2 separate regions of the Mus musculus genome follow, and region 1 is linked to region 2. A link is a loop called in an ENCODE intact Hi-C map of the cell type or tissue named here. Cell type or tissue: heart. All regions are shown on one strand. Each heading gives the region's core, and the rest is flanking DNA. Links, peaks and the distances in the headings are about the cores only.

Evidence for each region. Hi-C counts contacts between places; a loop is a spot of excess contacts. Peaks named below come from ENCODE experiments on the same cell type or tissue, not always from the same donor. Only the 100,000 strongest peaks of a DNase experiment are listed, where the experiment ranks them.
Region 1: it touches region 2 in a loop (26-fold over the local background); 12 of 42 quality-filtered maps call a loop at or near these places.

What each region holds. Positions count from the first base shown.
Region 1 is chr13:45,537,726-45,545,725 of GRCm38, reverse strand. It overlaps Gmpr (guanosine monophosphate reductase), which reads right to left. Exons shown (of 9, transcript NM_025508.5): 7 at 6,659-6,701; 8 at 3,088-3,247. Among named protein-coding and RNA genes, the nearest start is that of Gm34582, 16 kb to the right of the region's middle. In heart, for the core only: a CTCF peak has its summit at 6,297 (motif pointing left); DNase peaks (open chromatin) are centred at 6,325, 6,625 and 6,945; H3K4me3 peaks cover 1,414 bases; H3K27ac peaks cover 3,561 bases.
Region 2 is chr13:46,248,686-46,264,530 of GRCm38, reverse strand. No RefSeq gene overlaps it. Among named protein-coding and RNA genes, the nearest start is that of Stmnd1, 17 kb to the left of the region's middle. In heart, for the core only: a CTCF peak has its summit at 6,515 (motif pointing right); no DNase peak of the experiment used is centred there; H3K27ac peaks cover 507 bases.

The DNA of each region.
Region 1 (8,000 bases), core at 1-8,000, 720 kb after region 2:
CTATAAAATCACTCCTGCTCTTTCCTCATAAGCCCCTCCCACCCCCAGTTCTCCCACCCTTTTGGTTTGTTTCATTGTGATCCATTGAGCTGATTCACTCAGTAGGGTTATGTCCTTGAGCACGGGGCACCTCACCACTGGTCACACCATTGAAGAAAACGACTCCCCCTGGCAACCATGAATTGCCCGTAACTCCTTGGAGAGGGGCGGGGTGCTGCAAGGCCCTTCCCCATCCAGTGCCAAGTCTTATCCAGCTAACAAAGGCTTTGGTGAGTGTGGGAATGTGTCAGCAATGTTAAACCCACAGGGTAGTGTTTCACCCACTCTAACATCCCTACTGAGACCCTGAAAGATGAGGTATCCCTCCAACCCTATAAGAACTTCCCTGTTCACGGAGGAGAGAGAGGTCTTGGTTAGCAATATGAGATAGAGAGATAGAGCGCCCTCACCCCCAGTCCCCAGTAGTGACATTCTCCCCTAACCATATTCTTCCAATCTTATGGTTTCTATTTGGGAACCAACCACCAAATAGCCTAATTCCTCCCTGGGGAAAACAGAGCCGACTGGGCTGCCTCCCGCCCGCTACCACCTCCTGCCACATTCCCTCCATCCATCCATCCATGTTGGCTGATAGGAAAAGCACAGGGCTTGCCTTCCTAAGCATCAGCTCTATGGCTGCTATGTATCCTCAGGGGAAGCACTATGGGAATCACAGGCCTGCCTAAGAGCTACAAGGTTCTGCCCTGAAGATGCAGTAACTGCACCCCCACAGCCTGCCAGTCCTTTGCCAGGGATGCCCTTCGCCAGGTTCTACAGGTTCTACCATGTGCCAGGTCCATTTGTTTCAGTCTCTCACACCCCCATTGCCCAGAGCCGGGGTTGAGAGGTTATGCTCGGATAACACTCAGAACTGCAGGTGGTATCTCCACATTTTCAGAGCCGTGCATAGAAATTCAGGCTGGGCCTAATGTGCAAACACTAAGTGACATCAAGCTCTCCCCTTGTCCTTCATCCCAAGAACATCGCAAAACACCTTGTACAGTACGTCAGACCTTGATCCTGCAAAATGGAGACAGGCTCTGAGCATGCTTGCACAGAAGCACTGCAGAAGGCGAGGCCCCAGGCAAGCCCTAACAGGTACCTAAAAGTTCTAGAACTTTCTGTGCCTAGTCATTGGCTAGAACATAGGAACTCAGTCTGAAACTCACTGCCTAGAATACAAATGGAATGTGAACTTGTCTTCACCTAACGTGTGCTCCCACACCCTGCATGAAGTGTAACACCTTAAATCATGGGCTGGGTGACAGGCTGTTTAGAGGCTAGGACAGAGGGCATCTAACATGTCTAAGCTGGCTCAGATCTCAGAGCTCTGTGACCCGAGAGCCACATACCTGTGTGCACCCATGACAGCTGCCATGACAGATGGTTCAAGACCTTCCCAAGTTCTTTCCTCTTTGCTAAGGTGATGGCATTTTTTTAATGAGTAACCCACTATGGGACCCCAACGTCTACTCACCTGTAACACTCATGTAAGTGCTAATGACTGACGAGAGGCTAGCACAGCACTAATGACCAGGCAGCAGTGAAATCTGAGGTCAGAGGAGGGATTTGAACTCATGTCACAATGTTACGGCAAGGTTGCAAGTGGGAGAGAGACAGCAGCAGGATAAGGTGGTGATGCTCAGGCTAACTGTAGGTGGAGGTCCTGCTTCCTTCAGCATTCTCAATGAAGAACTCTAAGATCTGAACCCGCTTCCCAAACTGAGGCTCAGTGTTTCCCTGACACCTCCACCCTGCTGAAGTCCCCAGATGGCTTCTCCCTCAGCTCCTGGCTTCTGTATTGTTACAGCCTGCCCTGCCTTTCTCTGTCCACTGCTCTTTTGGGAGGACTCGAAACAGCTGGAAGGCAGGAACATGTACTTCAAATGGAGCATAGAATGGCCACTCAACCACGTGGCTCAACATCATCTTGGCCCAGCATGCCACATGGCCCTCAGAAGGTGACTGTGCCTGCTGGAAAGACAGTGGGCTTCTTGGCCAGAGAATCCAGGAAACATGATAGCAGGAAGGGGTCCAAAAGCAACACTAAGTAAGGGTTGTGTGGCACTTCCCACTGAGACCAACTCCATACCTCTTGCTCCCCCAGCTCCCCCTTCCATGTTTGTCAAGGTTCCCACTTGAAGAGAAGTGACTAGGTGAAAAGGCAGCGGCAATCAGATTGTCATACTTCCCACCCTACCCACTACTGCCACTCAGTGGAGTCGTGTGGCTTCTCCTTACATGAGGTGCCAGAATCCCACTCCCTGGGAAGAAACTTCGGACTGTTGGGCAAGTGTCTGGGCACAGAAGGTGTGAGCCAGCAAGGAATAGGCTTCCCATCCTCCTGTGAAGCCAGCTTTTCTTTAAGCACGTGAGACATTCTGCCCCATGTCCTTCATGGAGTCTATCCTCAGAGCTGGCTCTGATGAGCTTCAGGGGCAGGCTCTAAGGAGCAGGGCAATGCATCAGGTCTGCTCTGATGTGGATTTGTTTAAGCATCCATGAGGTTACTCTGGAAGTGAATGGAAAAGACCAGGTGGCCTTGGCGAGGTTGGGAGTTTTAAAACTGCACCTCACCCTAGAGTCTTGATTCTGCAGTTAGGTGATATGGTTAACCAGCTGAGAACATTGCCTGTGTCAACTGTCAGAGCCCGTGGGGCAGTAAACGAAACACTGTAGATGACAATATCCTCCAGGAAAGCTCCTGTCTGTTTGCTACACATGAAAGACCACTCTTCATCCTCAGAGGGTGAATTATCTTAGGCTAGAGATGGAGGGTGACAGAGGCTGTTCAGGGAGGGATCTTTTGAGACAAGGCAGGACTCATGTGTAACCACAGGAGGCTGGGTCATCCCCTCCCTGGCTTAGACCTTGTAATCATACCTCTGCCTGTCCCACGCTTGCTGTGGTAAATGCTAGCAGAATGTAAGTCAGTGCTTCGTACAAAGATGCTGGGTCTATATTTCTAGCCCCTCCCATAAAGGACAAGAATACACAGTGGCTCTAGCCAGACTGGTGGACACAGCCTAAGCCATGCAGTAGCCATACCTGTACTCGGCGACGCCTCCTGCGTGTTTCTTCATGGCTGTGTCTGAGCTCATGCCATAGAAGAGTTTCAGCTTCTGCCCGTTCCTCTCGATCACCTCACCTGCACACTCGGTGTGGCCTGAAAACATGCCTCCCAGCATGACAAAGTCTGCACCAGCTCCTACACGCCAACGAGTGGACAGAAGGACAGGGCAGAGGTAGGCTCAGAGAGTATAGCATCATCTAGAAAGAGGGTCTTGTCCATTTCATGCTCCCTGACTCTAAGCATGGTTCCGTGTCCATCTAAGACTGAAGACTGAAGGAAATGAGGGAGGGGAGAGACAGTCAGGAGTGCCTTGAATGGATCAGGGACTGGCTATGAAACCTTCCAAACAGGTCTTGCTCCTTTACATCCAGAGAGGCCTGGAAGATTGCGTGCATCTTACAAAGCATATCCTATGACCTTGAATTCGGTACTCTGACTGCAGGCTGGGGATGAAACTCAGTTTCCTATCATTCAGGAGGCCCTGGGTTTGATCCCAGCATAAACCAGGCATGGTACCATTTGCTTGTAATCTCAGCACTTGGGAGGCGAAGGCAGGAGAACAAGAAGTTACTCAAGATCATCCTTGGCTATATATATAGCTAGCCTGGGCTACTTGAGACCTTATGTCAAAACCAAAAACAATTCAACAAAATTTCAATTGATTTTCTATATTGCTGCCCTTGGATAACTATGGGTGTCAAATATGATGCATTATACAGTTCAGTTTGTATGTTGCAAGCTGAGGCCTCTGGGAAGTCATGCAGGTTACAGACATGAAGTTCTCGGTAGCCCTGTAAAACAATTGCTCTTTCCCTATGTGAAGGCTCAGTCAACCTATAGTACAGCAGGAAGATCCTCTCGAGGGCTCAGGCAAGTACTGATGCATCTTGGGCATCCCACACTCCTCAGCCATGAACCAAATTAACTTCTGTCAACTGAACAGTGGACTAAGAATTGAGACACTAACAATGATTTTTCCCTCGGAGTCACCAAGGGTTCCATTTGGAACTAAACTGGTCCATAACAGAATGCAACAGCATCTTTTATTTGTCTGATACAACTGTCATCTCCGAGGCCCACTGCCTCAGTCTGCTAACCTAGGCCTAGCCCTGGATGCTTCTAGCCTCTGGACAATCTAACCTAGGCCTAGAATGTCTTCAGCTCCGAGACTTGCTGCTGAATAAGCTCACCCTTTCTTGTTCTGCCTGAACTCTGGCTGGCTGGTTCAACTCAGCTGTTCTGACTCAAAATTCCTCTCCAAGCTGGCGGATTCACTCTGGACCTCTAACTGAATTGCTCTGCTTGGCCTCAAACTCTGAAAATCTGTTCCCATCTTCTGGCTTCTTCTCGTCTCTCTGGCTCGTTTTGTCTTCCCCTGTGTCGTAGCTTGTTCTCTCTGCAACCTGTCTCTACAACTCTCCAGTGAAACCGTCTCTTTCCTCTCTCCATCTGTGTGGCTCCTCCTTATGTTGCCTCCCCTCTCTCCTCATGAGAGTTGGGCATGTCCTATTCTGTCAAATCTTTCTCTGATTCATCACATTGTCTGCCACTCCATTAGACATCGCTTTCAAACATGGCTGGCTTCTTCTACAAACTAAATTTACCTTCATTGTTTGGGATTAAAGAGGTGGACTAAGAACATGTCTATATTCCAGCTAGAGGGATTAGAGGTGTGTGCTAAGGACTGAGCCACACCACAATTAGAAATAGTTCCCTCACCCCATTCCCCATCCCCCAAGTAAATAACACAATCTCAGGGCTCATGGTGTGATCAAATATCCTGCAAATGGATGCCGAGTAACAGGGTGAATGACAGACCAATAGTAGGTGAGAAGCAGCCTTGATGTCTCTGCTGGGGTCATCTGAACACTTATAAGGAAACACACACAAGCCCAGGGTAAGCACTAAGTCAATTCTACTCTGCTCCATCTGTTAGAAGGCGATGCTGTGTGGAGCTGACCCTGGTAAGCAAGGCATGGACTCCACAGTGTGCCACTAGCAGCTCTCAGACACCAATGCTGACCCCCGCCTCCCGCTGTGATTTTTTTTCTTGTTTTATTTTCAGACAGGGTTTCTCTGTATAGCCCTGGCTGTTCTGGAACTCACTTTGTAGACCTGTTTGAGGCTGGTCTCGAACTCAGAAATCCGCCTGCCTCTGCCTCCCGAGTGCTGGGATTAAAGGCTTGCGCTACCAAGCCTGACTCCGCTGTGATTTTTAAGGAGGCAGTGAGATAACTAGTCTGGCCAGACCTTCAGATGAAGAAAGTCACCAGCAGGAACCCTGAGCACAGATCTGCTCTACACAACTGCTTAAACTGGTTCCCGGTGATTTGTATTTCTCAACGCTCAAATTGCTTCCCAGCTGGCTTTTCCTAGACGAGGTCCTGCTCTCTTTCCTTGGTGCATGCAGGACTACACTTTAAACAGAGCAGGTCAAAGGCCTGAGGAAAGCTGAGGACAGCACCAAGCCTGGGGACATGGTACCTCCTGAAGGACTGTAGCTTTTTAGTGTGTTTAGCTCCCACTTAGTACTGTGGTCCATGGGGCATACCCGGAGGAAGCCCACACTAGGTAATGCTTAAGGATAAGGCCCTGCAGCTAACTGTGGGACTGTGACCTTGTCATACCCTGGATAGGCAAGATAGAAGAGGGTTTGTTCTCTCTTTCACAGCAGATCTAGGGGCAGGCATTTTTTTTTTATGCTATACGTTGGGTTGCTAAGAAACTGAGCCAGCAGGATCCTCCTCTATCACTGCTGTAAAAACAGACCAAGGGCTGGTGGGATGGCTCACCAGGTAAAGGCACTTGCTCACAAGCTGAAACACCCCCAGACCCACACGGTGGAAGGAGAGAGCTGATTACTATACAATGCACACAAATACAACGTAACTCTAATGTTTGTGTTGTTGTTACTATGACAAAAAGTTTTCTACCACAGTGTGTATGTGTGTGTGGTGTTGTATAGTGTACAGCTGAACAATCTGAGGCTGGGCAGGTAGTTCCCGTTTGTGGAAAGGGGGCAGCACATACGGGCTCAGCAGCTCTGTTTTACCCCCCTTCTTGTGAGATGTTAGTGTGTGGCACAAACAGGGAGCCCAGAAGCCCTACAGCAGAGACCTTGATGGGTTACAGCAGACACTACTGCCCTCTAGTGGGAGGCAGGCCTGGTCAACCTTCCACCAAGACTGGATCCAGCCAGGATGAGGTGGGGGCTGCTCCAGGTGGTGGTATCTGCACAGCGGAGCCAGAGTCACGGGAGCGAGCGCTGGGCATTCCCCTCTCTTACTGAAAACATCACAAGCCGACCCACTCCTAGCTCGCCATCCCCATTCTGGGCTCCCGGCTTGCTCAGCAACAGACCCGAAGCAAGCTGAGCCGGGAATTGGTTAGACAGAAATGAAACCCCCCGGCAAAGAAAAGTCCCGATGAGCTCAGAAGCCCCTCGGGGGTTCCCTTCTCCATCTGGTTCTTCCAAGCTATCCAGAGCTCCTCCTTCCCTGTCAGCCCCTCTCCCCCTTGTGGCAGAGCTGTGTCCCTCGTACTTACCAAAGGCTTTGGCGACATCTCCTGGACATGTGCAGCCTCCATCCTTCAAAGGAAGGAAGGAGAGAATATCAGTAAGGTGGGAACAGGCCAGACCATGCTCACCAGTGAGGAGGAAGTAACCAGGAACTACCTCCCATCCCTACCCAAGCAGCTGGCCCAACACTACCCTCACTTTGACGGTCAGAGGCCGTCACCCCTGCCCATCCACCCTCTGGTCTCAAGCACCTATGTCTGGGGAGGAGGACAAAGTGTGTCAGACTGGCCACTGTCCCCCGCTACACCATTATATAACATGCCCAGCCACTCCCTGCTCCCTCCTCCTCCCCGCTCAGAAGCCACCCCTCCCTGCCTACAGAGAGGTGAGATTTTTTTTTAGTCTGAGCGCTAGATTATTTTAAGAGCTGAGAAAAAGGGCACGGAGCTGGCTCCTCTATCTTCTCAGCTGCCTTGCATCTCCAGTCCATCAGATGTCCTTAAAAACAAGTGCTCATTGCTGACATCCACTCTGCCCACACAGCACAGGCTGGCCTCACAGGCAGCATGATAAGCTGCAAGCTTAGGTTACAGTCACTGACTCAAAGTTCCTAGGATACAGCCTTTACGTGCTTCCTTATTAGCGAGACCCCCAATGTGCAGGCTGCGATTTACTATCCTAGCAGAGCCTGGGTGATATGGAAAGAGAAGGGTGCCAATGCTCTCGAGTGCCAGCAAAGCACAGAGAGACAGACAGCCCGGGAAGGAACAGGAAGAGATGGGGACAGTGAACAAAGTGACAGGGATGTAGCCAAGCACAGCGTGGGCTTGACAAACGCCAAGACCTCAGAAGGAAGGCCCTGTCTTCATAAAGTGGGAGCCAGCTACACGGAGCTGGACATTTGGTTTAGGAACACATTATGTCTGTGGGGTAACAGGTGAAAGTCGGCAAGGCAACCACCTCTTGAGTTGCAGGTGGGGACATCTAGCTACAAGAGGGGCAAGACCCTTCCTTGCAAAGAACATCTCACCCCGAAAGTACTAGGCTCTGTGACTCGACACTCTTCTGTTTGGCCGGAGACAGAGTCTCACTATGTCAACCTCCTGGGTGCTGGGACTACAGGCCTGCACCCCCCACACACACACACACATACACTAAGGATAGTCTTTCTCCATCACCTAATTGGCCCTCACACTCCAAGGAGGAGGGTTCAAAGCCTGCTGCTTAGCTATCCTTGCTGATAGATGTCTGTGAGCCTATCACTCAGAATGCAGAGGCAGGAAGATTCAGAAATCAGAGACAGACATCATCAATATATATGTATAATATATATATATATATACACATAATATTATACATATAATATAT
Region 2 (15,845 bases), core at 3,198-11,197:
TGACATAGGCCCTTTGAGTGGAGATTCTAGGTTTAATATGGAAGCTCGCACAGTTAAAAAATAAAAGGTGTTAGAAGTTTGTTTGAATGGTTGGCTGAAGCGTTTATCAAAGGATGGCCTACTGAAAAGAAGTTGGAGATGCCTGATATTCCCTGGTTTAGTGTTGACGAAGGTATTTTAAGGCTCAGGGAAATTGCAATGCTAGAGTGGATACAATGTATAAAACCTAATCCTCCACTATGGGAAGACCCAGAAGATATGCCCTTTATGAATCCTATAAGATGCAAACTGGTGAGAGTGGCACCAGCACATTTTTTTTTTTTCCAAACCAACATACTGATTTATTTAATATTATTTATTAACATTGTTTTGGAATGCAAAATTAAGTGAGAAAAACACAGCCCAAAAATACAAAGAAGGCTGGAGGGAGGTAAAATTCAGTTAGAAAATAAAATATTAGGGGCTGAGGAGATGGTACAGTGAGTAACAGGATCTGATTCAAATCTCCAGTCTGCATATGAAAGCTTAGTATGGCCACATGTATCCATAACCCCAGCATTGAGGACAGAAACTAGCTGATCCCAGGTGTTGGTTGGCTGGCCAGCCTAGCTAGAATGATGAACTTCAGATTCAACAAGAGAGACCATGTCTTACAAAGTAGGATAAAGACATCAGGTGTCTTTCTGGCTTCTGCATGCAGGCACCCATGAACACACATTCCCATAAGCACTATAAACATTATATACACAGTATATGCAGAACATAAAATGTTTTGAAGATTAAATGTCATGCATGTAGCTGGGCATGTAGACATTCCTCAGTAATTCCCCTAGATATAAAGGCAGGTGCATTTTTGTTGAGTTGAAAGTCAGCCTGGTGTAATAGCAAGTTCTAGGATAGCCGGAAATGCATAGCAAGACCTTGTCTTACCACCAAAACCAAACCAAACCTAACTGAAAAAAAAAGTGTATCTAAAAACAGAAGAGAGATGAAAAAGTAATCATTACAAAAAACTATTAGCAAAACACAGATGATAACACAAAAGTAAATTAAAATATATTTTTCATATATTAAAATGTGTTTTCATATATTAAAATCAGAGCCAGATGGAACATAAAAAGGTTCAAAAAACATATCATTCATTTGATTAATAAAAGAAAATACGCAAATACCTATGTGTAAATTTAATAGCTAGCCCATTGGTCGCTTTTCTGTTGTGATAAATACCATGCCCAAAAACCATGTTTGGAAGAAAGTTTCTGTTGGCTTAGAGCAACAAAGGATCAAGAGTTTATCATGGCAGGAGGCATGATGGCAAGTCACAGGTACAGACATAGAAGCAGGAAGCTCCTATCTGCAACCACAAACACAGTAGAGCGAGTGAACTGGAGTGGGGGCAAGGCAGTGACAAACTTCCCCTTGCAAGGCTGCACCCTTCCTTCCTCCAAACAGCACCACCAACTGGACACCAAGTGTCCAAACATCTGAGCCTACAGGGGCACCAGCACATTTGAATAATTTTGTTCTTGCCCTTTTCCTTGTGCCAGACCTTAGGGTCGGAGTTGCTGTTGCTCAATTGGATGAATTAAATGCAATGAGTTTAATTGGACCCTGAGGTAACAAGGGCCGGGTGGCAGCATTGAATCACCAGAGACAAGGTGATTGTAGCTATTATAATAGACAGTATAGACAAAACAATGTTTATAATGACCTAGCCCATAATGGTCAGCACTGGAGAGGTGAAATTTATAATGGCATGACTCATTCGGACCTTTGGTATCGGCTAACCAATTATGGTGTTTCCAGGCTCGAAATAAATAAGAAGCCTACTGCAATTCTGTTTGATCTGTATAAATCCAAAACTTCTCAAACAAATGAAAGAAAGACTATGTTGGATTGTGGCAAAAGGCAATCTTGGCCAGTGACTCAATTTCCAGACTTGAGCTAGTTTGCAGACCTAGAACCCCTTGAGTAAAGGGGTGGGCAGGTTCCCCTGAGGAAGGATCTTGATAAGATACCTAAATGTTTTGCTGTTAGCCTTTCTCAAATTCTTTCCCAGAGGGACCCACCGCCTTTTACAAGGGTAACTGTACACTGGGGGAAAGGAAATAATCAGGCTTTCTAGGGTCTGTTGGATACTGGCTCTGAATTGATGCTGATTCCAGGAGATCCTAGGAGATTCCAGGAGAAGGCATTTGCTAGATCAATAGTTGCATATCAGGTACCAGGAGATGTGTTAATAAGAAACATTGTGGCATTCCAGTTAAAGTAGGGGCTTATGGAGGCCAGGTGATTTATGGAGTTTTCGCTGATACTCCCAGTATGTCCAGTAGGTCCCCAAACACATCCTGTGATCATTTCCCCAGTTCCAGAATGTATAATTGGGATAGATATACTTAGAAATTGGCAAAATTCTCACATTGGTTTACTGACCTGTGGAGTGAAGGCTATTATGGTTGGAAAAGTTAAATCGAAGCCTTTTTTGAGTTGCTTCTGCCAAAGAAAATAGTGAATCAAAAACAGTATCGCATTCCTGGAGGAATTACGGAAATTACTGCCACCATCAAGGACTTGAAAAATGCAGGGTGGTGGTTCCCACCACATCTCCCTTTAACTCTCCTACCTGGCCAGTGCAGAAGACAGATGGATCATGGATAACAACAGCTGACTATCGAAAACTAAATCAGCTGCTGTAGCAGACATAAGTTTCCTTACTTGAGCAAATTAGCACATCTCCTGGTTCCTGGTATGAAGTTATTGATCTAGCAAATGCCTTCTTCTTAGTACCTGCCTATAAGGACTGCCAGAAGCAATTTGCTTTCAGTTGGCAAGGCCAGCAGTATATCTTTATAGTTTGCCTTAAGGATATATTAACTCTCCTGCCCTGTGCCATAACTTAGTTAGAAGGGATCTTGATAGTCTTATCTCTTCCACAAAATATCTCATTGGTGCACTATATTGATGACATTATGCTGATTGGACCAAATGAGCAGGAGGTAGCAACCACTTTGGACTCATTGGTAACACACATGCTTGTTGTGGATGGCCCTGGTGATGCCTGTATTTTGATGCTAATTCTGCTTTCCCAGGAGGGGTTGTCTGGAATGAGGAATGAGCCACCTACTCAGGCGACTTCTTGTGAACCTTCCCCCAATGAATAAGGGGCCAATCACTGGGCACGTAGGTGGAACTTCCGGGTTGGATGGAGGAAGAGAGTAAGCAGGAGAGAGTGAGGGGCTTTTTGATGGGAATAGCATAAGGACAAGATGGAGCTGCTAGTGTCTTCCAGTTTCTATGGTAGAACCGCCAGGATTTGCCACTGGAGGATTTAGATTTAATATGGCTTACAAAATTAGGATTCTAGTTGTTGTGCCCAGAGATTGAGTTACCATTGTTTCTGAACTAAGTTTGTGTGGCATTTCTCTTCATGCAGCAGTTTGACTGGGTTCCAGAGAGAAAGGTAGGGTGGCAACGCGTGGGTTTGCCAGATGTGCACCACAAAAGGCCGTGGGGGGGGGTTTAAAGCATGTGGCTGGTGTGGTAGCAACCTGCCAGTGGGAACTTAGTGACCTGGGTGGAGAGATTTTGGAGCTCCGAGTCATAGAGTCTCCATGAGATAAGAACAGGTCAGCCATTGTCTGCCAGAGCATAGGAAATATATATATATATATTTATTTCCTACAACATATGTGTATCAGAGGATGGAAGCTAAATCTAACCAAAATTCTTCCTCAGTGAAATTCTTAGGAGTTCAGTGGTGTGGGGCATGCAGATATATCCCTTCTAAGGTGAAAGATGAATTATTGCACCTGGCCCTTCAGACCAATAGGACAAGGAAAAGGCAAGGTTAAAAGTAAAATTACTCCAACTGTACAATTACCATATATCAAGATACCATGATAACTTCCCATAGCCTTTTCTCCTGGTGCATCATGGTCCAGAGAATTCAATCGCCCATCCTTGTGGAGTCATGGAAGAGGTGTTTTCTGTCCTTAAAAACAAATGACATTATATGCAACCTGGCTGTCAAGTCCTTGGACCTGGGGCACCAGACAGTGTGGGACAGGGAATCCCTGTGAAATGGACACCACCCGGGTGAGCCTCTACCCAAGTGTCTGCCCAGAGGAAGTCTCCAAGCTATAAAGACTGAATGGGGAATACACCTGAGTGGAGTCTAGGAATGGGCAAGGGACTCAGCTGAGAAGAGAGGCCAGGCAGGACAAGGATGGCTCGGATTTGTAAGAGCGCCAGAAGCTCAGGTTAGCCAGAGGAAGGGTTGTGGAGAGTTGCAGAGGCTGGAGTAGTGAAGACTCATTTACATTAGTGCAGGAGAGAGTTACCCAAAGCAGAGAGGGAAATTCCTAAAAAGAAGCAGAGAGGAGGGGGCATAGAGTTGTGGGTACCCATTCACACCAGTCAGACTGGAAGACAGATTTAGTAGTGGGAAAAAGTTAGCCTTTCCCTCTTTACTGCTTGATCTTACTTAACATGCTGTAAAAGGAAGGCCCAGCGTTGGCATGCTGCATAGCTGCAGAATGATTGCCTCGTATGCATGCATGCAAAATGCACCTAGTGCCAAATAAGAGAGAAAGAAGCAAGACCTGAAACCGAGCCCAAGCAATGAAATTGCACACCAAAAACTCAGTTCAGAAATTCTGGACCTGAAACAACCCTGTGACCCCAAAAGTAAAAACTGATTAAATCTGACATCTATCTGACGTCTTGCCAGGCAATGAAGCAGGAAAAGATGGAACCATAATTCTAGGAGACCAGTGGGACCTTTTCCAGGAATAGTATGCATGTTTGAATTCTAAACCAAGACACTAGCGTTTGTTCTAGTTTCCTTTCTGTTGCTGTGATGAACAACCACAGCAATTTAGAAAGGATTTTTCTGGCACTTCCTCCTTGTCATAGTCTATCACTGAGAGAAGTCCAGGCAGGAACTCAAGCAAGATCTTAAAGGGGAAGTCGTGGACAAACACTGATGGCTGGCTTGTCCTAAGACACATGCTTCATCTCTCCAGGAATGTCACTTCCCAAGTAGGCCGGGCCCTCCTACTATTATTATCAATTAATAATCAATTATAAGTAATCAGTCTTGTTGACCCCAGACATGTCTACAAGCCAATCAGATCTGGTTATTTTCAAAATCAAGACCTCCTTCTCAGGTGACTCTAGGCTGTGTGTCAAATGGACAGTTAAATGTCACCAGGACACATGTTTTATTATTATATCACGTACACTCATAGACTCATAGAATCAGAGAGAATGAATAGGAACATGAGAAATATCAAAAAGATCCGAATGGGCTTTTCTATTTTTTCTTTCTTTTTTCTTTTTCTTTTTTGTTTGTTTGTTTTAAAGACAGGGTTTCTCTGTATAGTCCTGACTGTCCTGGAACTCACTGTGTAGACCAGACTGGCTTCAAATTCACAGAGACCCACCAGCCTCTGTCTCTCAAGTGCTGGGATCAAAGGCATGTTCTACCACGGCCAAGGCCAAATGAACTTTTGAATCTGAAACTTTCATGTATGAGATTTAAAAAAAACAAACTGAATTCAATGGGATTAACAACCTATTAGATACTACTGAGGAAAATATGAGAGACCTAGAAGACATAGCAATGAAATTACTCCAAGTAAAACTTATGAAGGAAAAGATTAAAACCCCCAAAGGTTATCATGCACTGATGGATAACTTCACACACCCCAAATATATATATATATATATGTATGTATAACTGGAAAATACATTGAATGGCATAAAGTCATAGCACAAGACCAGGAAGGGAGAAATGAAAACATAATTGAAGTAAAGAAAAAAAGCATGGTAATATCTTTGGATAAGTTTCCAAAGATTAAAAAACCAATTTCCCCAAACAAACAAAAACAATGCCACAGCACCTTCCCCTCCCCCCTCAAAAAAAACCTACTCTTCCAAGTAACTGACAGGTTAGTTGTGTGTGGTATCTAGCTCATGTCTGCAGTCTCAGCTCTTGGAGGCTGAGGCAGGAGAATAGATGCCAGTTTGAGCTAGCCTGGGGCACATAATGAGTTCTAAGGCAGCCTGGGCTCCTTAATGAGACTTGTCATAGAAGCCTGAAGCCACTTGAACAACAACACTTCCTAAGGACATGTGGCAATGGTTGCCCGTGATTTCAGAAGTCTCGTAGTTGGCAGTAGTTAGTTCTGTGATCTCATACATAATTTTTCCTGTCTGAACATCTAAGCATGGACCTACCAGCTCCTGTTGGATTCTTTTCCAAAACCAAATAGCTATGCCAATTGTTTATTGAGACAGTGCCAGAGAAGGGACAACAATGTTTTCAGGTCTCCTTTAAGAAAAGGGTGCTGGTTGGGGCGGGGGAGACTCCCTTTCTAGCTTTACTCTGAGACAAGTGAAGGTGAGGACTCTCTCCCAGCCCTCTGTGGAAGCTGGAGTCCTTCTGGACTAACAGTGGCTTTTGGGATGCTGCTGCTGTGATTAAGTCACCAAGAGCCACTGGGGGGCGATATCACCGCACCGATACTGAGTGCTACTCTTGCTTTTACTGTGTCCAAAGCTCTGAGTAAACTTAGGTGGTGGGTGATCTGGTGCATCTGTCTATGCTACAATTAAGTCCTAATGCACTAATTATGTCTCCTCTCAAAGTAACAGTGATAATCAGTGGAAGCAGCCAATACAGCCCGGCAGACTTCTGAGCTGGGTGCATTTGCTCCCTTTTCTTGTTTCCCTTTTATAGAGGACTCTTTGGAAGAAAGTGGGAAATGCCTGGGCAGCAGGTGGAGATGCCTAAGAGGCAAGTTTATCAATATACTCGAGACCAGCCACAGGGTGATCTTCCCAGCATCTTTCTCAAAGAAACATGCCTGGAGTCAGACGTTTGGAGTCCTATTTCTAAGAGCTCTGACTATCCTTTAGCTCCTCCATGAGTCTGCTACATTTAATAGAGGCTTCTTAAGTTCCTAATATAGGCTTCAGGTACTGTGTCCTGCAGAGATAGCCGTAAGGATACAATGTAAGCAGTAAGGATACAATGTAAGCAGTAAGGATACAGAGTAGTCCCTGCTCCAAGGTACCAGAGTCTGGTGAGGATGAAGACAACAGATTAATGATCAAATCTCTAGTCTCAAATCCCACAGATGACGTGAGGAAGAGTCTAAGTGCCTGTGAGATGGTCTAGCACAGGAAGGGATGGTCAGAAACTGATATCTGAGGGACAGATGAAGGAGCAATGCTCTAGGTTGTCCCCAAGGAAACCTGGATTAACCAGAGAGACATGATGTCCTTTAATGACAGGGCACTCTCCAGATAATGTTAAGAGTTTGAGATCTTTTTTTTTTAATTTGGAAAATTAAATGTTGAGTGATCCATTCATATCTTTGCAAGGTCAGTCTGGCTTCTGTTTTTGGGAAAAATGTTTGGAAGGGAACTGGGGTCAAAGCAGCGGGAATAACGAAGAGACAGGGAGACAGTCTCATCATCAGGAGACATGTGACAAATGCTTCACAGAGAAGAGAGGACAAAACAGATCCCAGACACACAGTGAGCAAAGCAGGTGAGGCAGGAGCGAGGCGTCAAAGGTGACCCTTTAGCATCTGACGTGGGATGTGGTGGAAGGAGGTGACATTTACTGAACTGGGGAAGAGGGGATGATGAACAGAAGAAGACCGAGGGCTCAGTTTCAAACATGATCATTTTGGATGTCAGGAGACATTCGAGTGGGGGAGGTAAGGGGTTGAGGGAGATGATGTAAGGTCAAGACTCAGTCTTAGGAATCACCAGTGAAAAGCCCCAGAAATAGATGAGATTACCTCAGGGACACTACAGCAAGTGCACTAAGAACCCAGGAGGACCAGCTAAGAACCAGACCTTGTGGCTGGGGGGGGGGGGGGGGCAGTGTATAGAAACGGAGGGAAGATCTTTTCAGATGGAGTCACTTGGGTCAGGAGAACTTTCACAGTACACTCTAGAGTCCCCTCAGTAACTAAAAAACATTATTCAGTTAATCCAAAGGATGTATAATCCAGCTTAAAGTTTGAAAAGGAAATGGCACATGAGAGTCAGAAGTAATATTGATGTCATATTGGATTTCCACAGCTGCGATTGAATGCCGGTCATACACAACCAAAAAGTCGAAGGGTCCATTTGGGCTCACTGTCTTAAAGGATTTTTGTCTGTGGTCATTTGACTTGATGGGTTTGGGCAGCAGAGCACTGGAATGTCTTCGTTTAACTGTTGACAGGAAGTACAGGGAAGCAGACAGGAAGAGGTCAGGGCAAACATACCTCAAAGGGCAGGAGTCTGGCGACCTACTTCTGTAGCCAGGCCTAACATCGTAAGGTTTTCAGAAATTCCTCAAATCGCACCTCCAGCTGAGCGTTCACTCATGAACCCACTGGGGGAACATTTCATAGTGAATCATAACAGATGGGTTGTGGATTTAGACTCGAGAGGTAAAAATTTAAAACTTGGAAGGACGCTTTCAGGATTTTAGAACACTAAACATATCTTTAAACACACAAGTAGAGAACAACTGTCCAGGATAAGAATGATAAATACAACTTTTAGTGTTTAAATCTAAGAACTGTTTCACGGGGACTTGTGGTCTGAGTTCAGCCTTGCAGCTGGGGTGTATGAGCGCTGCTTGGGCAAACAAAGGGGTGGGGCTAGGCTACATACCATCCTTATCACCATCAGGGTGCAGGGATGGCAGAACTGAGCCTAAGATGGGGGCCCCAGCCAGGGTAAGAAACTACGCAGGCTGAGGATCCCTAGTTCCCGGGCACCCAGGTGCTGATAGGAACCTCGAAGAGTTGGGATTGTGATGAGCAGGCAGGGGTTGGGGTGGTAGGGCGAGGATGGGGTGTTGGGGGAATCCAGCTTAGCTCAGGGTGAGTGTCTGGAGTGCTAGAGGCCTTCTGCAGGGGACTTATTTGGTGAGGCTCTGTATGATGAAGCCTCTCTCCTCCCCCATGGCGGTTCTTGATGGGAGAGATGGTCCTTGTCCAAACTATTTACAGGTAGTAGAAAATAGATATGTAGGAGTTACTCAGGGTAGACCAGAGATTTAATACCTTTTACAGAAAGGAAGGTCTGGAAAGAGAAGCTTATTGACCCACCAGGGCCTTTCTAGATACTTCATTAACATGGAGAACTCTTTGCTTTGTACTGTGTCACTAGTTGAAACGATCCCCATGAGGAGTGTCGTGGCCATGTGCCCCAGGACAGGAACCAGGTCAGGAATAGATAAAATGCCTACCATTCTCAGACACGGAAATTACCGGGGTTTCTAAATCCACTCAACCTTCCCAGTTTTTGTCTGGTGACACTGTTCCACCGGCACCACAGGGGCTGGAGCAATTGCTGAGCTGTTATGAGCCCATACTGCTCTTTGCAGAGAACCAGAGTTACATTTCCAGAACCCATATCAGGCGGCTCAAAACTGCCTGAAACTTCAACTCAAGGGGACTCAGCATACTTCTCTGGCCACGCACGCACGCACGCACGCACGCACGCACGCTCGCACGCTCGCAGACACATACAGTCACAAAGCCAAAATGAGTTGACTATCTCCACCAGGGATTCTCCAATGCCACCTCTAGGGATGTAGAGAAACACTTGCCTGTCTGCCCAGACCTTTGGGATGGTCACAATATCTGTGTTTATATCACATAGAACCTGGAAACAGCCCAGATAGCTGTCTCAAGATAACTGATAAAGAAATTGTGGCATATTTACTGAAACCCAACCCAACACACCACCATCTGTAATGGGAAGCGATAAGCTATACCACTGTCTGATACATTTTAGTGGGCAGAAGATTGCTTACCGAGTGTCTAGTCAAAGCCTCAGAACATAAACACGGGCTCTAGAGAATAAACTGTACAAAACAATGGACCAAAATGAGAAACACATAAAGCAGACCCATAGCAGAGTTCTGTTTGATTTTTAGCCATCAGAGCATTTTAAAGGAGATGGCTATAATTACAAGATGTAGCTCCAAGATGTCCCTCAAATGCTTGGGCATGAGACTCCTTGCTTCTCTTTGCAGACAGGGATACTGTGTGAAAAATTTGAGAGGTAATGACTGAGGCTTCAGTGGGCGTGAGAGTCACACAGAAAGCCACGCAGAGAATAGGAACCGTATTTTGGGACTTGGAAGCATGCACATTTTCTACCTTCCCACATGGCATTTAACTCTTAAAGACTGTTCATTTCAGTTCTAGAATGTTCTATTCCACTGTGCTCTGAGTGGTGCATGCAATAAGGATGTGTCTATTTGATGCAACAGACATTGCAAATTGCTTCAGACTATAAATAAGACTATATTAAAACCAGTGGCAGCGTCCGCCTTCAGCTGGCCTGGTGGATCGCTCCACTCCATTAGGCCATTCTCTTGGTGAAATTTGGAGCTGTACAACTGGACTCAAGATTGCATTAATTCTGTCCTTGCCCGGGAAGACATTCCCATCTACGCCTGCTTTCTGTTTGAAGGATGAGTAAAAGGGAGATGTGGAGGTGTTGCTTGCTTCCAGAGCCTAAACTCACAAGTGGAGTCTTCTTGCTTCCTATTCCGTCAGAGTAAATGGTGCTACTATTTTTGGTTCAGTGTTCTTTTCCATTTCTGGTTATCATGATCAGAGAGAGGGGTAGGGAGGAGGGGAAGGAGAAAAGAAATTCTACTTTGTTCCTAAGATACTCTCTGATCTGCCAGGCATCTTGCTGGTTGTTATCCCAGGAACTCTCTCACATGCTATGTCCCTTGGCTGATGATGGTGTGTGTGTGTGTGTGTGTGTGTGTGTATGTGTGTGTGTGTGTGTGTGTGTGTGTGTGTGTTGGTGTATTTGTTTAGCTATTTTATTGAGTTCTTATGTCTACTACCCTTCCAACCTTTATTCTACCCTAATCTACTCCAACCCACAACAGTAGGTAGGAGAGGAAGAAGGTTAGAGGGAGAAAGAGAGTATAGACCTCTTTAGACTACTTCCTGCTGATTAAGGGTCTTGAGTTCCTTGGGGCAAGTTCAATCCCCATGGTCAGGATATCCAATTTCTTCTTGTCTCTTTGCTCAGGACAACTTGGCAAACTGTAGCAGCAGCAACAGCGACCAAGAGCAGCATCAGAGACCAGCATTAGGGGGAGCAGCAGATGTCACAGGCTCTCCTGGGGTTCTCCCATTTATCCCTTCTCCAGAGTCTCCAAGTTTAAACTATCTGCAGCTGCAAAACCCATGCCCCTCCTAGAGAACAACAGTTGTAGCGGCTGTGGACAAACTGAAGCAGCCCATATCCCTTGCCTGGGGTTAAAACAAAACCATGTTCACAGAACATAACTGGGCTTTAAAAGAAACCAAAATCTCACTGCTTGTGTGTATACATGAGTGCACTCGTGTGTGTGTGTGTGTGTGTGTGTGTGTGGTGTGCTCATGCATGCGGATTTGGGTGCACTCGCCCAGGTAGCATGTGTGAAGGCCAGACCTTGACATCTGGATGTCTTTGTCAATTCTTTCTCTACCTTCTTTTTTAAGACAAGGTTTCTCCCTGAGTCCAAAGCCTGTTGCTTCTGGTAGGTTGGCTGACCAGTGAGTCCCCAGGATCTGCCTTTCTCTATCCTTATCAAAAGCACTATGGACACACCCCTCCATGCCTGTCATTTTACATGACTGTTGGAGAGCCGAACTGAGGCCCGCCTGCTTTGCTCAGCAAGCATCTTACCTCCTGAGCCATCTCCCCATTTCCCCAGCCTCTATCCACTGTGTTTTTCATGAAAGAAGCATTGTATACATGCACGGCATATGGGGCAATGTCACCAAGCTCACCTCGGACTTGACACTGACTGTTCCTGAGTGGGGAGAAAAATGGGAAATGATAGTTCAACAAGGGTCCTGAACATGCCCCTTCTGGGTGAACGAGTCCAGCATGGTCCCTCAGACTTCAGTACCTTCGTTCAGCTGTACCTTCTCTCAGAAATGTCTGACTTCTTCATCCACAGGGGTGGGGTGTGTGGAGTGGGATGTAGTGTGTGTGTGTGTGGGGGGGGTGAGTGTAGTGCTAGGTGATGTGGGGGGAAGGGGCTCCTGTTCCTTCAATGGCCAGTGATGTTTTGTTTTGTTTTGTTTTGTTTTGTTTGTTTGTTTGTTTTGTTTCCCTCCGAAGCTTTTATAAAAAAGCCAGGCTTCTCCTCTCTGCTCTCTGGAGACTTCTTGCCCTTCATTCACATAGCCTGCCTGGACCCTGAGACGCTTGAGAGCAGGGATGAACGTGCCCCTCCACAGGTGTGCGTTCCTTACTTTTCTCATTGCTTGATGCGATGCCTAACAAAAGCAGCTTAACAGAGAGGGGGAGGGAGAGAGAGAGAGACAGACAGAAAGACAGAGAGAGACAGAGAGACAGAGATAGAGAGAGACACAGAGAGACACAGAGAGACACACACACAGAGACAGAGAGACAAGAAGGAGAGAGACAGAGATCTAGTTGGTTCACGGTTCAGCAAAAGCATTTTACTATAGCTGAAGAATGGGGTCCTCTCTGAGGTTGCATGAGACTGCTTGCTCCTTCTTGCCAGTTAAGAAGCAGAGAAAAGGACAGGTACTCAGCCAGGGAATATTACACCAATGAAACAGGATGGGTTGTGCTACTTTCCACCCTTCCCAGATCGATCCTTTGCTTCCATTCTTGTGACCTTATTTCCACTACTCTTGATCTATTATCGATGTTTCTTTTACTATCATTGGACCCTCCTTAGCCACAACCCCCACACAAGGTTCTAGAAAGTCGGGTGGGTATCTAGGTGGTCCAGGTGATTTCCTTATCACCCATGCTGTGGGGAATCTGTGATCTGTGGATTATTCCTGCACAGTATCTTCTGCCCCATTACCCGGGAGAGCTAGGTGTTGGCTTTTATTTTGCTTGGCAAGACCAAACAGATACAAAGCTGAACAGTATTCATATTGTATTGAAGTTAAAGGGTGTTATCTCCTCGCTAAGTGAATGGGTTCCCTGCAGATGTTCTTGATTAAATCTACCATTTCTCGTCACTAAGTGTACCACTGTGGACAAGTGAATTGCTTTAGGCAAGGCTTCTACAACAGCATATCAGGCAATTTAAACAACCACTATGAAACCCCTTATAGTTCCAGAGGCTCAAAGCCCAAACTGAAGATGTTCATTCACTCTGTTTCTGATAAGGGTTCTCTTCTTGGCTTGGTTGACCGATCTCTTCTCAAAGATGTAGAGAAAGATAGGAAGGTGGGTAGATAGGTAGATAACAGATAACAGGTAGGTAAGTAGACAGATATGTAGGTAGGTAGGTAGACAGACAGGTAGATAGGTAGACAAGTAGGTAGGTAGATGATAGATATAGATAGATGGAGAGATAGAGATAGATAGATAGATAGAAAATATCATATCTTTCATAGCTCTTCTTATAAAGGCACCAGTACCTCTAATAAGGGCCTCAACCTTATGATTTAATTGTTCCTCCATTCCAGCTCCAAATAAAACATGACATTGGCTACCAAGACTCTGGTACATGGACTCATGGGAACACAAACATTTAGTCTGTCACTTCTTCTCTGCGGTTCAGTTTCCTTATCAGTGAGTGGATCAAGAGTAATGACATTGATTGGGATTATGTCAAGAGAATCCAAATGGATGTTCTTAAAGCTCTTGATAACAAACACTGTGCAACGTCTTGTTGCTGTTGACGACAACGACTCCCAAGTTTGCCAAAGATGAAGAGCTGCATCAAAGGGGATCTGTGTCAGACCAGGTCAGCAAAATGCTAGAGAAATAACATGCAGGAAATAGTCAATATTCTGACACCAGACAAGCCCAAGTTATGCAAAAAAAGGGGGGGGATTAATTGGTCAGGTTTTGAAGTTTAAACCCTCATTTTTTCTGTTTTTAAATTTTGATTGACCAGATGAGGTCCCTCACGTATCTCTGTATTCCGGAACCGCATCTCAAGGATCATTATCTCCAACTAGCTAATGTTCAGCTGTAACAAGCATTACCTTCTAGTTTTAGTTGTTTATTTTATCTTTATTCTTTAGGTTTTATTCTATTTTATGTTTATGAGTGTTTCTCATGCATGGATGTGTGCCATGTTCATGCCCAGTGCCCTCAGAAACAGGGGCATTAGATGCTCTGAAACTTGAGTTGATTCTGTTGTTGTGAGGCAGCATTTGGGTGCTAGGAACTGAACCTGGGTCCTCTTGGAGCACCAAGTATGCCTCAGTGCTAAGACACCTTTCTAGGCTTGCCTTCAGTGTTTAGGATTGCCAGATCTGAAGAACTCCTCTATCCAATGCCCATAACATTCACCTTCTATTACATACATTTTGGTCTCCATCTCAGAAAAGACCCTAAGGACTTACCATGCTGAGACCTGTATTTCAAATGCGTGTTGTTGGTTTTAGTGTAAAGCACCTGATGGTGGGCTCTGAGACACAGATATTAGGGTCACTAAGACGGGAGGAAGAAAAGTCAGTGTTCTGGGTTATTCTCCAGGACTGAGTAGAAGCAAGTTTCTGTGTTTCTGTTGCCTTAGTCTTAGGGCACAAGACAAACTCAACATGTGCTGTGTTAGATGCTGTATGTCCAGACCAACCCTGGAGTAGGGAGTTTATGGTGATCCCATCAAGTAGCATACAGTTTTCTCCTTTGATGAACAAGAGAAGCATGGGAGACTGTTCCTTGGTTAATCCTGGTCCCAAGAACTATTACCAATTTATGGCAACTGGAAGGTTGCTTTTTCTTTCCTGGTGGCCAGCTAGTCTAGCTACTTGGTGAATTCTGGGACAGCAAGAGATTCAGTCTGAGAGAGAGAGAGAGAGAGAGAGAGAGAGAGAGAGAGAGAGAGAGAGAGAGAGAGAGAGGAGAGAGAGAGAGAGAGACAGAGACAGAGAGAGAGAGACAGAGAGAGAGAGAGAGAGAGATGAGGTGGATAATATCTGTGATGGTTTGAATATGCTTGACCCAGGGAGTGGCACTATTAGGAGGTGTGGCCTTGTTGGAGAAAGAATATCATTGTGGGTATGGGATTTTAGACCCTTGTCCAGCTGCCTGAAAGCCAGTCTTCTCCCATTTGCCTTTGGAATAAGAGGTTGAACTCTCAGCTCCTCCTGCACCATGCCTGCCTGGATGCTGCCATGTTCCAGCCTTGATGGTAATGGACTGAACCTCTGAACCTATAAACCAGCCCCAATTAAGTGTTGTCCTTATGAGAGTTGCCTTGGTCATGGTGTCTTCTCATAGCAGTAAAACCCTAGCTAAGACAGTATCCAAGCAATGACATCCAAAGTTGATTATGGCCTCTCCATATATGTGCATACATATCTATGAGCAATCATCCATATATGTGCACTTGCATGTACAAACACACATATGCACACACAGCAGAGATAGAGACAGAGTCATAGACAGTGAGTAAGTGAGAGAGAGAGAGAGAGAGAGAGAGAGAGAGAACCTTGTTGGTCTAATTCATTTTGAACAATTAACAGTAAGCTAAACCTTCAGACATGTTTGCCATCTTGTGTTCTGCCAGCACCATAATCTATCCATTAACCTATAGCCACAGCCTCAATGCAGCGCACATGAGTGCTACTGGTCATGTTTCCTTTTCTAACTTCTGACTGGCTCAGTAGCATGCACCGTTACTTACCCATGCTCCCAGCAATGTGCTCATGATGCCTCCTGATGATTTATCTGACAGCTTGGACCTGTCTCTGCAGTGGAGAACTCAGGTTCAAGTCTACATTTCTCTTCCCAGGCACCCATAATGCACTTAAACCCACTATGCACTCAAGTCCCACTTCCCCTTTCATAGCACATTTGCCTTG